Regions from separate parts of the Homo sapiens genome. Here region 2 is linked to region 1. A link is a loop called in an ENCODE intact Hi-C map of the cell type or tissue named here. Cell type or tissue: PC-3. All regions are shown on one strand.

The links. A loop is a pair of places that touch in the nucleus more often than their neighbours do. Peaks named below come from ENCODE experiments on the same cell type or tissue, not always from the same donor. Only the 100,000 strongest peaks of a DNase experiment are listed, where the experiment ranks them.
Region 2: a loop joins it to region 1, with 3.0 times the contacts of the local background. A loop is called at or near these places in 3 of 110 quality-filtered maps.

Annotation. Positions count from the first base shown.
Region 1 is chr4:14,176,630-14,184,629 of GRCh38, reverse strand. The region is part of intron 1 of LOC124900670 (a long non-coding RNA gene); the gene reads right to left. Among named protein-coding and RNA genes, the nearest start is that of LINC01085, 69 kb to the right of the region's middle. RefSeq lists a silencer at 111-405 and an enhancer at 5,831-6,125. In PC-3, a CTCF peak has its summit at 3,017; DNase peaks (open chromatin) are centred at 3,209 and 6,019; H3K4me3 peaks cover 484 bases; H3K27ac peaks cover 4,594 bases.
Region 2 is chr4:14,106,988-14,114,987 of GRCh38, reverse strand. LINC01085 (long intergenic non-protein coding RNA 1085) reads right to left here and starts at 3,020. Exons shown (of 3, transcript NR_033931.1): 1 at 2,811-3,020. In PC-3, no CTCF peak of the experiment used is centred here; DNase peaks (open chromatin) are centred at 3,157 and 4,377; H3K4me3 peaks cover 1,411 bases; H3K27ac peaks cover 2,654 bases.

The DNA.
Region 1 (8,000 bases):
AAGGAGGGGATCGACAAGTAGGGGGAGAGAGAGAGAAGAGATCTTTCTTCCCTGGAAAGGAGATGCAGGCAGCTCCCTCCCAGGTCTGAAGGGAGATAATTCACCAGCCCAGCAGTCAGTAGCTAAAGGGTTTGGAAGGCTGCAGGAAGCAGATGTGCTTGGCTATAAAACAAGCATTGCTCGCCAGGTCCCGGCATCTTCCCAGACTCATGTGTAACTTGCAGACATATGTGGCTAATGATAATGAGGGACAGACAGGAGCTGGGAGCTCCAAATCAGGGTCATACACAGAACCCAGCTGTCTCATATATCCTCAGGCTTCTTAAGCTCTCTCCTTCTAGGAATTTGAGGAAGAAACTTTGGAGTCTGCCTTATCCATGCCTTGGCCCAGTGTTAAAGAGTCAGTTTGTCATCACGGAGAGAATATGAGCTCTGGATTCAGGCAGAAGTGGCCCTTATAACTTACCAGGTCTGTGGCCTTGATTATCTTATCTTCTGAGTTCCAATGTCCTCATTTAAAAATGGGGACAAGAGTATATTTTTCGTGTGGATTAAAAGAGATATAGGTGAGCATGCAGGGTACACAGTATGTGTTGAGTACAGGGTAGGCCACTTCCCTGTCTTGGATATTCGCAGGGCCTGTCTTTGGTAGGGTTATGGCTGCCAAATTTAGGTTTCATGTTGTTTTGTAAAGGAGATATCTAATCTGCTTCCTTTCCTCTTTAATTATGAAGTAGTATTTATCATGCGAGGCAGCAGGAAGAATTACACAGAAGCAGCTCTGAACTGAGAACCAAGAACTATCCTTTCTTCTTCCTTGGGCACTAGCATAACTTTGGGAAACTTCCGTCTCTGTTTTTCAGTACCCTCATTTGTTTAAGTCGGAGTTCTCCAGGAAGACAGAACTAGTAGGATGTGTGTGTGTGTGTGTGTGTGTGTGTGTCTGTTTGTGTGTGTGTGTGTATTATAAGGAATTGACTCACACAATTACAGATGGTGACAAGTTCCAAATATGTAGTTGGCAAGATGGAAAACTAGAGGAGCCTATGGTGCAGTTCCAGTGTAAGTTTAATGGCCTGATAACCCAATGGTGTAAGTTCCAGTCTGAAAGCCAGTGGAGTCAAGACCCAGAAAGAGCCAGTGTTTCAGTTCAAGTCTGAAGGGAGGCAAACAACATGTCCCAGCTCAAGGCAGTCAGTCAGAAGGAATTCCCTCATACTCTTAGGAAGGTGAGGATTTTTGTTCTAATCAGGTCTTCAACTAATTAGCTGAGGGCCTGTACCCATTAAGAAGGACAATGTGCTTTACTCAGCCTATGAATTCCAGTGTAGTATTCCATTCAGAATCTCCCACATGCACATCAAGAACAACGTTTGACCAAACATCTGAGTACCCTGTGACCCAGCCATGTTGACAAACAGAATTAACCATCACATCAACCATACCATGTGGGAGGAAAGAGGAGGGTAGAAGGTGTGTAGAGTTCAGGAATGTAGAATTTAACATCCTGGGAATCCACTGATACTTAGCATCCTCCAGGAAACACGGTGAAACATCTAGATTCTGTAGAAAACTTGCAAGGACTTAGAGGAAGTTGGCATTGTGTTGCCCTGTGAAGAAACTGGGCATGAACTTTCTAAGAGGAATTAAACCCTTAACAATTAATAGGGTTATTATTACTGTTTAATTGTGTGTCTACTATGGGCCAGGCATTTTATGTACATTATTCTTCACAGTGACCCGCAGAGCTGGGCTTCATCATGTCTCTCTGAGATGAGAAAATGGAGGCTTGGAGGGGCTAAGTCATATGCCCAAAAGCCACTTAGCTGGTTAGTGACTGTGCTGGGACTTGCCTACCACCAAAGCTTCTACTCCTTTTACACTGTGGCTAAGTTCCCTGCTGCATGGGTTGTGTTCTGGTGCCTAAGACATTGCCTAGAAAATGGCAGGCACTCAACAAACATTTGTCAAGTGGACTATGTACAGCACCCACACCAGCTTTATCCTCCCTTTGTTGTCACTAGCTCTCTCACTGGAACATCTGGTCAACGCTGCTCACCTGTTCACATTTGCTCTGTTTCTGCATCAATCTTAAACAGATAAAGAAAAGTTTCTAAATCTCAGCCAAATCAGCTGATAAGGGCTGGATATTTCTTCGCACAAAAATGAAGATTTCCCTGTCACAGAAAAGGACTCTAGAAACCGTAAAACCCCAGAACTGTAGTGTTTCAAATTCATTTCCCTGTGGGACACTCAAAACAAGACTCATGCTTCCTCTCTGGTTTTCCTTTCCAAAGAGGCACACCGCGTGCTGTGAAGTGCTCTTCTACATGACAAACACAAAAATAATTGACATCAACTGGGCCTGAGTTTGCATTCTGGCTCTTCACTTGGGGCTTACGAATGTGAGCAAAGAAATCAAATTTTTAGAATGTTTTTCCCATCTGTACATTTTCTGATTGTGTCTAGTCTATACGGCTGCTGTGAGAATTTTTTTTTTTTTTTCTTGAGACATAGTGGAGTCTCACTCTGTCTCCAGGCTGGAGTGCAGTGGTGCGATCTCAGCTCACCACAACCTCCGCCGACCAGATTCAAGCGATTCTCCTGCCTCAGTCTCTGAGTAGCTGGGACTACAGGCATGTGCCACCACGCCCAGCTAATTTTTGTATTTTTAGTAGAGACAGGGTTTCACCATGTTGGCCAGGATGGTCTCGATCTCTTAACCTTTTGATCCGCCTGCCTCGGACTCCCAAAGTGCTGAGATTACAGGCATGAGCCACCATGCCCAGCCTGCTGTGAAGATTTAACGTGCAGATTAATGCAAAGTACATAGCACAGTGCCTGGCACATGAGATGTGAGGATAAAGAATGATCTACTAGCTATTATTATTGCCTAATAACAACCTTTAGTTTCTGTCTACACAATATTTTTTGCTTCTCAAACAAAACAAAACAAAAATTTCTAGTGCTAACATTATTCTAAATGCTCCCTGAGTTGTATACACTTTTTGGATTCTGCATTAGAATGGCTCCCCTTGCCGGGTCTCTTTTGCTAGTTGAGTTGGTTCTCTCACTTCATGCCCCTCTTTTGGTTTCTGACTCATACAGAGTCAGCAAAACACTCAAATCCTATGATTCTCACGTCCCCATACCTTGCACTGTCTGCCAGTCTTGGAAGCTGCGTTCTCCATATTTACATAGTGATTTGTCACTCTCTCTATTAAAAAGTTCCCTTTTATCTGAATTAACAGCGTAATTGTCCCAGCTCACCACTTCCAAAGTAACTCCAATAAATAGAAACCACAACATTTGGAAATCACCTCCAGCCCCCACTGTGCAAGCCTTACCCGGAAATCTCCGGCAGCTGCATGTTTTCCTAATGACCTTCAGTTGCTCAGAGAATGTATAATTCATTCCCTACCTATCTTCACTAATCCCACTTTCCTAAAATAAATATTAACTCAACTTATCTGCTAAAACAAGCCCAAATCAAGTCTCTTATCAAATGAACTCAGAGGCAGAACAGAAAGGTGAGAGTCTGGTCAATAGGAAATTGCCTTCATTGGAAAGGCAGGGCTAAAACTCCCTTTGGCCTTCAGTTTTATTCAATCTAGTTCAGCAAACCTTTATTGAATACTCTATATGCAGGCACCAACAGTTCCATAGAGGACAGAAAATTGGATTCAAAGTTAGGAGGCCTGATATCAAAAGAATTGGATTCAAACTCTATCTTTACTCTTGACCAATTGTGAACATCAGGAAAGTCACTCTGAGGCTCAGTTGAGCTGTGATAATAACATCATTACTATTACCAGAATCCCTCAACACCCTCACTGCCTCCCTAATAGACATAGCTTTTAGTAAACACTCTCTGAATTTGCCAATGATAAGAGAGTGAGTGTCTTGTGGAATATGAAAAAAATTGACATCTTCATGCATGGATGGATCATGAGAGTGGATGTTGAAATGATTCTACCTCAATTCAAAGGAGAAAGTTGTTTGTTTTATTTCATGAAAATGTATAAGTGTCATTGACCATTGGAATATCTTTCATAATCCAATTTTATTTTAGCCCACTTCAGTCCTAGTACTCTAACAACCCACTTGCTTGCTGCTAGCACATAAAACTGGAAGATCATGCCAAGAAATGTGACCTGAACCTCAAATTCAGAGGCTTATGCTCCCACGGAACCAATCTGGTGATGTTGCCTTTTTGTTTGAGCTTCCTTCTGCCTTAGGCCAACTGGATCATCCTGGCACCAGGGATGCTATGTTGAGCCATAAATACCTGACCCATTTTCTAGCAGCAACAGGCAAGGGGAGAACCAAGATGACATAGATGACACATGGGGAATGGTTCCAGTTTTGTCCTGCTAAACCACAACTACAAAGGTAATTTTAAAATGTTCTATGAGAAAAGGGCATGCGGGATTCCCTGTGTTGAGCTTCATCCCAGTGAATTACACTGTCTGAACAGATAATAAATATTTTCAGATAAACAAAAGGAGTGGGAATAGCAAGCAGAATACTAGGAAAGCTTTAAGACAACTGCTGATTGACCTGTACCTTCAACCTGGCTACTCAATATTGTTCCCAATGTGTGGATTCCCCTTGTATCACCCTACCTAATAAAATTCTCTCCTGTTTCCTCCACAGGGAGGTGATGAACAACTTAGCAAATGTTTGTGAAAGGGCAAGGTAGATTGTCAAATCCTGAAAATGCCAGCTATCAGTGGCATTCTTAGCAACTGGGATAGATGCTATAAGGGGTAGAAGATAAAAATCTCATGACCCCCAGCTCTGTATGAGTGAGAGCCAGTGAAAACTGGCAATAGGATCTCCAACAAGAAAAATCACTGAGCATTGTGCAAGAGGATTAATAACAGAAAAAAATGCAAATGTTTAGGAAAATGCCTGTGCTATTAAGAGAGTCAAAACCCAATGGGGTAATTATGGAGAAGAGGATACAAATGTCTTAGAAATCGTCAAGGAAAATCATTTTTTTGCCCTCTGCAGGGACTTACCAATGCATTCTCTGTAAATCATCATTAAACCTGCATGGGCCTAATGAGGTAACTCCACATCATCCAGTTGTTAAACAAACAAAAAGGTCTGCTCCCACTTTCCAAAGAGCTCTCCAGCCCACACACCTTTACTTGAGTTCAAATTTAGGAATTAAATACTCTCACTTCTTGTACCAGACTGTATTCAAATCTTTGATTTATGGAGTTGGGAACCAAGAGGTAAAAAGAGAGGGTATATTAATAGTTTATTTTTCTCATTGGCATCTATTCAGTAATGCTGTTTTTCATAAAGAGAATATAAACTGGAAACACATTTCACTGTTCTAAACACTTGGGGGATAAAACAACATAGTAGAAAAAAATAGTAAAAATGCTAGAATGAAAAAGACGAAATTGTGTAGGTGTGTCTCATGTTATAGGTTTTTGCCTCTTCATTATTCACTGTTAATTTTTAAATATATTTTGATAGCATAGGAATAAACTAACTCCTATTAGTTTATTTTTTTGTTCTAAAAATCTTTGATAGACTGTATGTGACCCAGGAGTTTCAAGTTGGCTTTCTGCTGCTGGAGTGTACCATTCCTGTATATTCTAAGGGGCACTATATATGGAAAGACACAAAAATGGAAAGTACCACCTTGAGACAATGGGTACTTGAAATGTATTATTTTAAAAATACTCCCCAAAAGTTTTCAGAAGTGGACAATCAGACTATATGATGAGTGTGGCCACTTGGATTCTTAAATTAATAACACTGGTGTATGAAATTTTACTCCTGAAATCCTAGTAATGCACAAAAAACAAAAGACAAAGGAACATGAAGGTTTTATCCAAGACCATTTTTCTTATGTTAGGAAGCTTTTACAAGGCCTCAGTCTCATGATGTAAATTCAGCAGAATGAAAGACTTTTAGATACAGTGAATTCAGCCAGGACTCCTGTCCTTGCCCCTCCCTTGCTTCTTTCTCAAGGAATAGAAACCATTTCCTCTTGGGCCTTTGTCAGGAAATGCAGATGACTAACCAAGCAGGAAGTGCCTCTACCTTTGACATTTTACTTCTGACACCCCGGTTACAGAGATAACAACAGCTGCTACTCTGTCAAAATGCATAAAAGCTAAGTCTTCTCCAAATCACCAAATAGCAAAAATTACAATTTTAATTCTACTTGCATGACCCATTTATTTAGGCCACTTTTTCCCTACTAGTTTATTTTTTGTTGTTCTAAAAATTTTTGGTGGACCTCATTTGTCACAGAAGTTTCAAGCTGGCTTTCTGCTGCTAGAAAGCAGTGTACGTCGAAAGGGGTGGTATGGATGGCAAGTCACAAAGATAGAAACTACCACCTTGAGACCAGTGGGTACCTGAAATGGCATTAATTTGAATGTTTCAGTTCTGCCTAAATGCTTAGTCAAAGCCTGCATACTGGAAAGACGGCATTCAGAAAAAAATGACAAAGGAGACCAAGACTACACTGGTGTGCTGAAACCAGCTCACACTGGGTCACACAGGCAAGCAAGACCAATTGAATGCAGCTCTTCCCAATTCCTTGTTCAGTGACTTCTTGATGTTAGCTAGAAATGAGCCATGTGAAAGTATTCACACCATGGAGATCAGTAAACATCACAAATTAGAGGGTTTTGTTTTGTCCCAGAAAGTCAGTTGTTAAATTTTTACTAGCACAGGACTTCCCTGGCTAAAGGCCTGAGGAAAGTCCATGTTTAAAGAACCATCTGGCTCTCCAAAGCCTTAGAAAGGCCTCTTCTTTCTTGTGATTTCTCAAAGAAGTGCCAGCAAGAAAGGAAGATCCATCCTGTGACTGTTTTTCTTTCCATGCTCTAAAACAACCAAAACTAGAGTTCTGGCCAATTACCTCCTCTCTTTGCTTTGTGTGGTGTATAAACTTCAAAGTGGTTAAATTCCTTTAGCCATACAACTTTTTACACCTTTAATTGTGCTACAATCTGGCCTGTCAAGTTCTGGAATCATTCTGTGAAGACAGTATTTAAATTTTCCTTTTCTTCTGCTTTACCTATCAGGCCCTAACTTTCATTCCTTTCTAAGCAAAGCTTCCCCAAATTGGTTTTCTCTCCTGCTCCACTGACTCACCTTCCATCCCTCCTTACTCCCAGAGGTCAGCCTGCCTCAGTTTGAGCCTCTGATGCTAGTCAATAATTGTTGCTTCTCCCTGGGGCCATGGCTGGCCCATATCCTCTTCTTTCTCTCTTTTGGGAGTTATGTCCCTAAAATTCTTCCCTTACCAGCACAGCTATTCTAAGCTGTGAGTCTCAGCCTACATTTCTGAATGATCTTCTCTCCCTTCTTGATTGGGTTGTTTTTCTACCCCAAGTCCCTAAATGCAAGGCTTTTCAAGGAGTCTGAGATGAGGATCAGCCATTGAATCCACATGGAAATCTCTTTTATAAAAATCAATGTTTGTATTTGTAAATATGATATTCTGTATTCTTTACAGATCCTTTTAAAGTAAGAAATGTTATGTGGAACAACAATTTCCACTGATGACCTCTCCAGTGTCCTCGGTTTCCCAACGTATCATATAGCAGCGGTTCTCAAACAGGGATAATTTGCCCCTGAAGGGACATTTGACAAAGTTGGCTATTTTTTTTTTTAATTTCACAACACGGAGGATGTGCTACTAGCTTCTAGTAGTTAGGCCTGATGGATACTGCTAAACATCATACGATGTACAGAACAGCCCCACAAAATAATGACTTCTCTGGCATAAAATACCAGTGTGCTGAGGTTGAGAAACCCTGACTTAGGATGACTCTCATTGCAGTTTCCCATAGCAGTTCACTGACTAATGGGAATAAGAGTTGGGTGGTAGCTAAAGGGTACTTAAAGAAACACTTGTTCTTGAGATACATAAGCACAATTGCATTTTGTTGATTTCTTTAGTCACACTTGTTTAACCACTCAATACTTCAAAGGCATAAGGTTTGTTGTACTCGTGTAAT
Region 2 (8,000 bases), 70 kb after region 1:
CTCACTTAACATTGTCAATAGGCTTTTGGAAATGGCAACTCTAAACAAAACAATGTGTGAGTGTGACAAAACCAGTTTTACCATAGGCTAATTGATATTAACAAGACTTAAGTTTGTACTCCATATTCTGGTCAGAAAAACATCATTATACTTCTAAATGGAAACTCCAAACACTTCTAATATTAAACATTGAAATAAATGTGAGATATGCATGTGTTTAAGAAAAAATAATAAAAACAAGTTAGATAATTATTTACTTATTTATTCTAGTGCAGGATCTTGGGTGGCTGGAGCCTGTCCTAGCAGCTCAGGAGCCAAGTGGGACCCGACCCTGGCCAGGATGCTGTCCCATCACAGCACACACTCATGCCCACATCCACACTCATTCAGACTAGGACCACTGAGACACACCAACAAACCTAATGTGCACAGCTTTGATGTGTGGGAGGAAACTGGAGTACTCAGAGAAAACACAGGCAGACACAGACATGGGGAGGACTTGCAAACTCCACACAGACAGTGGCCCCAGCTGGGCATCAAATTTTTTTTCATAAACATTATAATGAAACATTGTTGAATTAAACAATATTATTTGAGAAACTGCCGTATGCCACTGCAGAATTCAGCAAGAGGAATTTCAAGTAGGAGGAAGAGTTTGACAATGCTTACAATTGTTTGATTTTTATAATATAAGGATTAAAAAGCGTCCGGTGAATTTGGCAGTTAGTTCTTCATTAATCACAGTGAGGCCATCTTCAGTGGAGCCATGATGGCAGAGGAAGGCTGCATCACTGCAGTTTAAGGAATGACAGGGAAGTGAGGAGCCTGCAGAGGAGAATTAGTTGACAACCCCATGAGAAAGTACAGACTGGTGAGTGATAACCGGGAGAGGATGAAGGCTCCAGGGAGAGATTTGTGCATGCAAAATGGCTGATAAACTTGTAGAAACCCAGTGGTTGTTTGCAGAGGAATAGTGAGTCTGGAATCCTGCCGTCTGTGCACTACTCAGAGATATCTGAAGAAATGTGGTTCCAGCAGCCCAAAGCTGAAAAGAGACATTGGTAAGCTAGAGCACGCCCAACAAAAGTGATGAACATAAGAAAGTAATTCAACATTTCCGATGATGCACATACACACAATACACACAAAACACATATACAACATATGTATCACACACATTGAACACGCAACACACACAACACACAAACATATACAACACATGCATATTACATGCATACACACAACATGCATTAACCATGTATACAATGCATCATATGTACATCAGACACACATTACATACACAACACATCCAGTACAGGTAAAATACCGCATACACATATACATCCACACACTAGACAACACTCGTAGCATATATGTGACACACATGTGCATATATGCACCACGTGCTTGTATGCACAAAACATCCACATAACACACACACAGACACACACAGACACACACACACACAGTAGAGTTGCCTAGCAAGCCAAGGATATACATACCATAGTCCCAGCAAGAAGCATGGGAGGAAGGGAAGAGACTGATGTGTACTAGTCTTTGAAGGGCTACAAGCTCACATGTTTAACCAAGCAGAGAGAAGAGAAGGCAACCAAGAAAAAAAGGCATGAGAACAAGATATGATCACCCTCAATCTCTGCCAGTGCAAGCCACAGTACCATTGTGGGAGCAGAAACTGTAACCCTCTGAGCATACTGTTGGGTGTCCAGCACTGCATCAGAGTGAGCTACTATTCCTTTACAGAAAAGAAAAGACACTCAAACCGCCCCCCCACCACCTTTATTTATTTATTTATTTATTTTACAATGAATGAGTGGTCTCTTGGAAACTCTCCCATGTCTACTTCAAATGTGCTGTTTGAAATGTTGAATATAAATCATTGTACTATAAAGACATACACACATATGTTTATTGCAGTGCTATTTACAATAGCAAAGACAGGGAACCAACCCAAATGCCCATTAATGATAGACTGGATAAGGAAAATGTGGCACATATATACCATAGAATACTATGCAGCCATAAAAAGGAATGAGATCATGTCCTTTGCAGGGACATGGATGAAACTGGAAGCCATCATCCTCAGCAAACTAACACAGGAACAGAAAACCAAATGCCACATGTTCTCACTCATCAATGGGAGTTGAACAATGAGAACACATGGACACAGGGAGAGAAACAACACACACTGGGGCCTGTTGGGGGTGGGGGTTGAGGGGAGGGAACCTAGAGGATGGATCAGTAGGTGCAGCAAACCACCATGGCACACGTATACCTATGTAACAAAGCTCCACGTTCTGCATATGTATCCCGGAACTTCAAGTTAAAAAAAAAAAAAGAAAGAAAGAAAATGAAAAAAGAAATACTGAAGGCATGGGAAGACCATTACATATAGTTGCTACAGACTCAATTTCTGTTGACAGAAAAAAGAGACTTAGACAAAGGGCACTGGGCCAAACCTGAGGTAGAAAGAAAAGAGGTTTTCTGCCATCAGTGGGCATCATCATTTCACACTAAGGCCACCCCTCCACGATGAGTCTTGGAAAAAGTTTTTGTTTTATCTGACTGAGTTCTTTTTTTGTTTTCTACATAGGAAGAATCCCAGACAAACATGAAAATTCATTCCTTTCCTTGTTGCCTCCAGTGAAAAGAGATGGAGATGAGGGAGAAATTTACTGTTTACTCTTTTTTTTTTTTTAAGGTTTTTCCTATTTTCTTACTCCCCCCTGAGCAAAATACTCTGCAAATGGTCTCCAGGCTCTCAACAACAATACTCTGTTTCCATTTCTTACCGCATTTCCTTTCTTTCCCAGGACTCTTCTGACAGTGCCAAGTTGCACGCTGGGTTGTCATAGAATGTTCTGAAGTCGTGTAAAAGGAACTGGCACAAAGGAAAAAAAAAAAGAGTTTTTCTCCTACTCTGCTTAAATTAGTCGTTGCCTCCAGCAGCGATATCCATTTCCTTTCACTTTCCTGGTCTGGCTTCTTCTTCTTTTTCTTCTTCTTTTTTTTTTTTTTTTTTCCTGCAGATATTCTGATTTGAGCTCAGCACACACATTCACCCCAGAAGTTCCCAGGATGCCAATAAAGATCCTTGCCAGCAGATCTTATCATGTTCCTCTTGAAACGGTTTTGTCATTCTTTGGATGACTGTAGAACATCTAGTCTCATACATGCCTGTTTTTTTATTGGGTTTCTGCACAGTCACAACCCAATAATGCACAATGGTAAGATGCCCCAACTGACACAAAACTAAAGAGTCAAAATGCTCTCCGTTGTCAATTGCTGCTTAGCTCAGAGGCTGTTCCAAGATTTGCCTTGAGTTCAAAGAATTGACCCGAGGTGCATTTATCTTTGAAAATACATATTCTGTACAGCGCTTCTTCCTTTTGCCTGGGAAAGTCCTGGTTTGTGCCTATCACCCAGGAGTAATCATTTATAGCACCCATTTCATTCTCACAAGTGTCTCAGTTTGCACAGCAAGTTCCATAGTCAGCAAGGATACAGTATACATTGGAGACACAAAGATACAAAAGACAGTATCCTTGCCTTAGAAGAGCTCAGTCTTTTTAGAAAGACAGGTAAGTAGATGATTATAATATAAGAGCTAAGATAAAGATATGAATAGAGTTATATGACTTTGTCCCACTGTCTCTATGTCCCTTCTGTCCAGCACACTGTCCAGAACACAGAGGCGTTTGGTAATTTTATTGTTGCTGCTTTTGTTTTAACCAATCACAGTGTTCTTTCTATAGACAGAATTTTCCCAATAATGGGCCATTCTCCCTTTCTTCTGCTCCATCTTTTCTTGCTCCATTATTTTCTTCCATAACTCTTGAGTCTCCTGGACATATAACCTCAAAAAAAAAAAATAATCAAGAGCATGGACGAAAATCACAAGGGTAACAAACTGACATGCTAGCTCTGAGTCCCTCCTCAATCTTTGCATAAAAATCACAGGAGGTGCTGTTGCTGCCTCTTTCCACATGTTCTGTAGCCCTGAGTGCCAAGATACATCTGCCCCTGATGGCCCCAATTTGTAGTTTTTCCAGCTGTTTCTGCTTCTGCTGCCTTGGCTACTGGTAATATAGGCAGGTCTCGCTAATAGTACTTAAGATCAATACTGATGTTTTATCCAAATATGGTCAAGTTAATGCTAGGATTGAACTAATGGCTCCTGCTACCCCCAGGGAGGGCATGATCAGTGCCAAAATCACGGGCTATGGCCTCAGACTTCTGTGGCCATGCATAGGGCCCTTCTTGAGATGAGGGCAAGTGCTTCTCCACCCCAGTTATAACTCTTCTTATTCTCTGAAAAGGATGACTTCACTTATCATTTACTCATAAGATCCTCTTGCAAGCAACTCTTGTGTATGACTCCCACAAATGAATCATTCAAGCTGGGAGGTTCCATCTGAGTAAAAATGCAGCCTCCATGTACAAATGTTAAATGTTCCTGGGTTTATTTTCTATGTTTAATTTTTATCAACTTTTTAATTAAAATGTCATTACAAATTTAAGACAGAAGGAAAGGGTAGGAGAGAGGCCAGGATGGGAGAAGCGTGTTAGAATGTATTGAGTTGTGTAAGCTGTTTCTTTATTTCTTTACGCTAAAGTGTTCTGAATTTCTGACATTTTGATATTTTTAGTAGCTTCAAATCCTGAAGTTTGTGAGTAGAAAATTGTGAGGCACTGACTTGCCAAGTGGCAAAGAAATAAAAACAAAGATAAAAACCAGAAAAGTTAAGTGAACAACTGCAATTCTGTGAGAAAAAGGCTAAAGCTGAGATGAGAACAGAGACTTTTGAGGGCACAGAGGCAGGTGTCTAAATGGGGCATGGAGGGACACAAGAACATAGGATGTTATCATCTCTCAGTTTCTTCTTGTGTTGTTCCCTAAGATATCTTGTCTCCTAAGATTGTTAAGTTCTTCCGTGGAAAGGACAGTATTTTATTTCTCTGCCTCATTTGTCCATATTACTTTGTAGTGCTTAGTACAGTGGAGAAGCTTCAGACACAGGTGGTTGCTCGCTTGTTTGATTGATTGAATAAAAGAAAAGAGAGAGGAAATGAGATAATCTGGAAAAGTCCTAGAGTGGTTGAGTATTGCTGTCAAGTCCGCCAGTAATTCTCCGTGTGACCTTGAACAACCATTTACCTCTTAGTTTTTTCAACTGTAAAATAAGTATGACCAGATAATCACCAAGTTCCAGACTAGTTTTAAAACTTCATGAGTCTATAATTGTGACTGTTAGATCAAGTTAAAGGAGACATTGTAGGGCTTGATAACGCATACACAAAAGCCATTTTAAGGGCTGAACTTGGACCTTGGTTTCTCTATTATAAATCAAAGATATTAGAATAGATTATCTTTTTTATTGCCTCCTTCCAAAATACAAGAAATATCTGAATCAAAACGCTAATCTTCATCTTCAAAAACCAAATTCCAGTGACATAATATCAGTCCTCAATAAGGAAAAGGAATAAACTTTATTCACATATAATTCACTGGCCCATGGATAAGAAACCTGTATTTTCAGTAGGTTCATTTTTATCTAAACCGTAAAATCTCAATTCTGTCTCAAACATGGTATTTTCCCTTTCAATATAAGAGGCAATTCATTTTATTGTTACTTGAAACTAAAGGAATCCAATAAACTGGATTGGAGCCAAAGAAGACCATAATGACAAAATGATTGATCCTTTTATAATGCTATTCTAAGATTGGAGAAATGCAATATAGACAATATTCATTTATATCACCAACAAGTATTCATCTCTGTAATAGAATGTAATACTCCTTTGCATTTATTAAGTACCTGTCACCACTAGAAATACAAAGTAAAAGGGCTTCACTGTTAATTTGCAGGCATGGTCAAATATTATTTGTTATGCCCCCACTGACATGAAGAATCTATATGGGAACTTGAGGCAGAAATGTCAGCTCTATTGCATAGTGAGAACAATAAAAATGGTGTATCTGGGATCCATTGGTGGAAGCAGAAATTAAGTAAGCAGATAGTATTTGAAAATAAGGACAAAAAATGGATATTTTAAGCAACGGGAGCTGCCCAACAATGGAGGCTGGCAAAGGGTGTTAACCCCAGAGATGAGGCTCTAGACTAGTTGTATTACATGCCACCTTGGTAAACCTTTGCAGCACCCATCTGAGACAAATCTTAATTTCCATCACACAGATGAAAAAGCAGAGTCTCAAGAGAGTTAAGCCCTTTTCCTTGAGCTATTGAGCTATTACATGATTAAGCCAAAACTTGAAATGAATTTTGACTGATCCTAAAAGCCTATGTATTTTCATTATGTTACAGTGCATTCATGAAGTAGTTTCATTTCATCACCTAATATTCTCAAAGAAAGGCCAGCTGATAAAAAACAATAGGAACAGTAAATATTTTTTGAGTTCTTAGAGTCTACCATCCTTGGTTGAGAATGGTCTTGGACTATTTGAGGTCTTCAAGAACACCTCCCTCTCAATTATTCTGTGCTAACTTAATGGGACAGGTGTCCCATTAAGAGTTGACTACTCTTCCAAGCCTTCCTCAGACTCACTAAGATCCTGTGATTTTCAAGTTTCTCCCAGCCATCTACCAAGGCAATGCTGGGGAAACATCTCTGAGCTTACCCCAGCTCAGACATTCAAGAATGTCATGCCATTCTTGAATCCTTGTAGTTAAGAGGACTTATCACCTCCCCAAAACCATGCTCACTAAATTTTGATCTATGATGTGCTGACTTGTTCCATCTTTGTACAGCTCTAACTCCTAGAAAATGTTCTATATATTCATTTGAGTATTTTTTTATAATTTCAAACCACTTAACTCTTTTGTCATTTGAAGTCAAACAGAAAAAATTAACATGAGCCTTTAAAGTACTTCAGAAAAAACATATACTTTCCCAAGAGCATGATGGTGGAAATGATGAAGGTGTCACCCAGACACAAGCTCACTCTTAGTTTGCTTCTTGCCTGTGCTATGAGTACTTGATCATAGGTAGGTTATTTTGCCTGCCAAACCCTTCTACACGAGGCCATAGATTTCTTCTCTGAAAAATGAATGGGTTGGATGTAATGAATTTCTGAAGCTTCACCCATGATGTATTCTAGGTGAGTCTCTTTGATCCTTCAGAATAAACAGAGCTAGTTTATTCATGCCCTGCTCTTGCTGTCTTCCAGGATTTTCACTGGGAAGAGGAATTTAGTCCTTGTACACATTTTGCCACATAACCTAAGGATCCTCCCATAAGGCACTTTTCATCTTGTTCTCACCACCTAATCTCAAGGACCCAGAGCAATAAAAACTGTCTCATCCCCTTCTCCCACAAAGATATAGCATTGCATTTCAAATGTGCTTAACTCTAAACACACACCATTACCATCATCATTAGCAGCCTGGGCCTGAAACTTTTATTAATATTTCTAAATATTCTCCGATCAGAGTCTCTTTTATGTATTAACAGCTTTGTTGAGATATAATTGATATATGTGAATAAAAATCACACAGCTAATATAATACTCAATGGTGAACATATGAAAGTTTTTCCTCCAAGAACAGGAACAAGTTGAAGATATCCACTTTCATCAGTTGTATTCAACATGTACTGGAAATCCTAGCCAGAGCAATAGGACAAGAAAAAGAAATAAACATCACCAGAATTGGAAAAGAAGAAGTAAATTTTTCTGTTTGCAGATGACATGATCTTACATGTAAAAAAAAACTAAAGACTTCACAAAAGAACAATTAGAACTAATAAATCAATTCAGTAAATTTCAGGACACAAAATCAGTATATAGAAATCAGTTATATTTCTATACATTAAGAATGAACTACCTAAAAATGAATTTTTAAGTAAATCCCATTTATAAAATTTCAAAAAGCATAAAATACTTAGGAATAAACTTAACCAAGAAGATAAAAGACTTGTACACTAAAAACTACAAAACACTGATGAAGAAATTAAAGAGGACA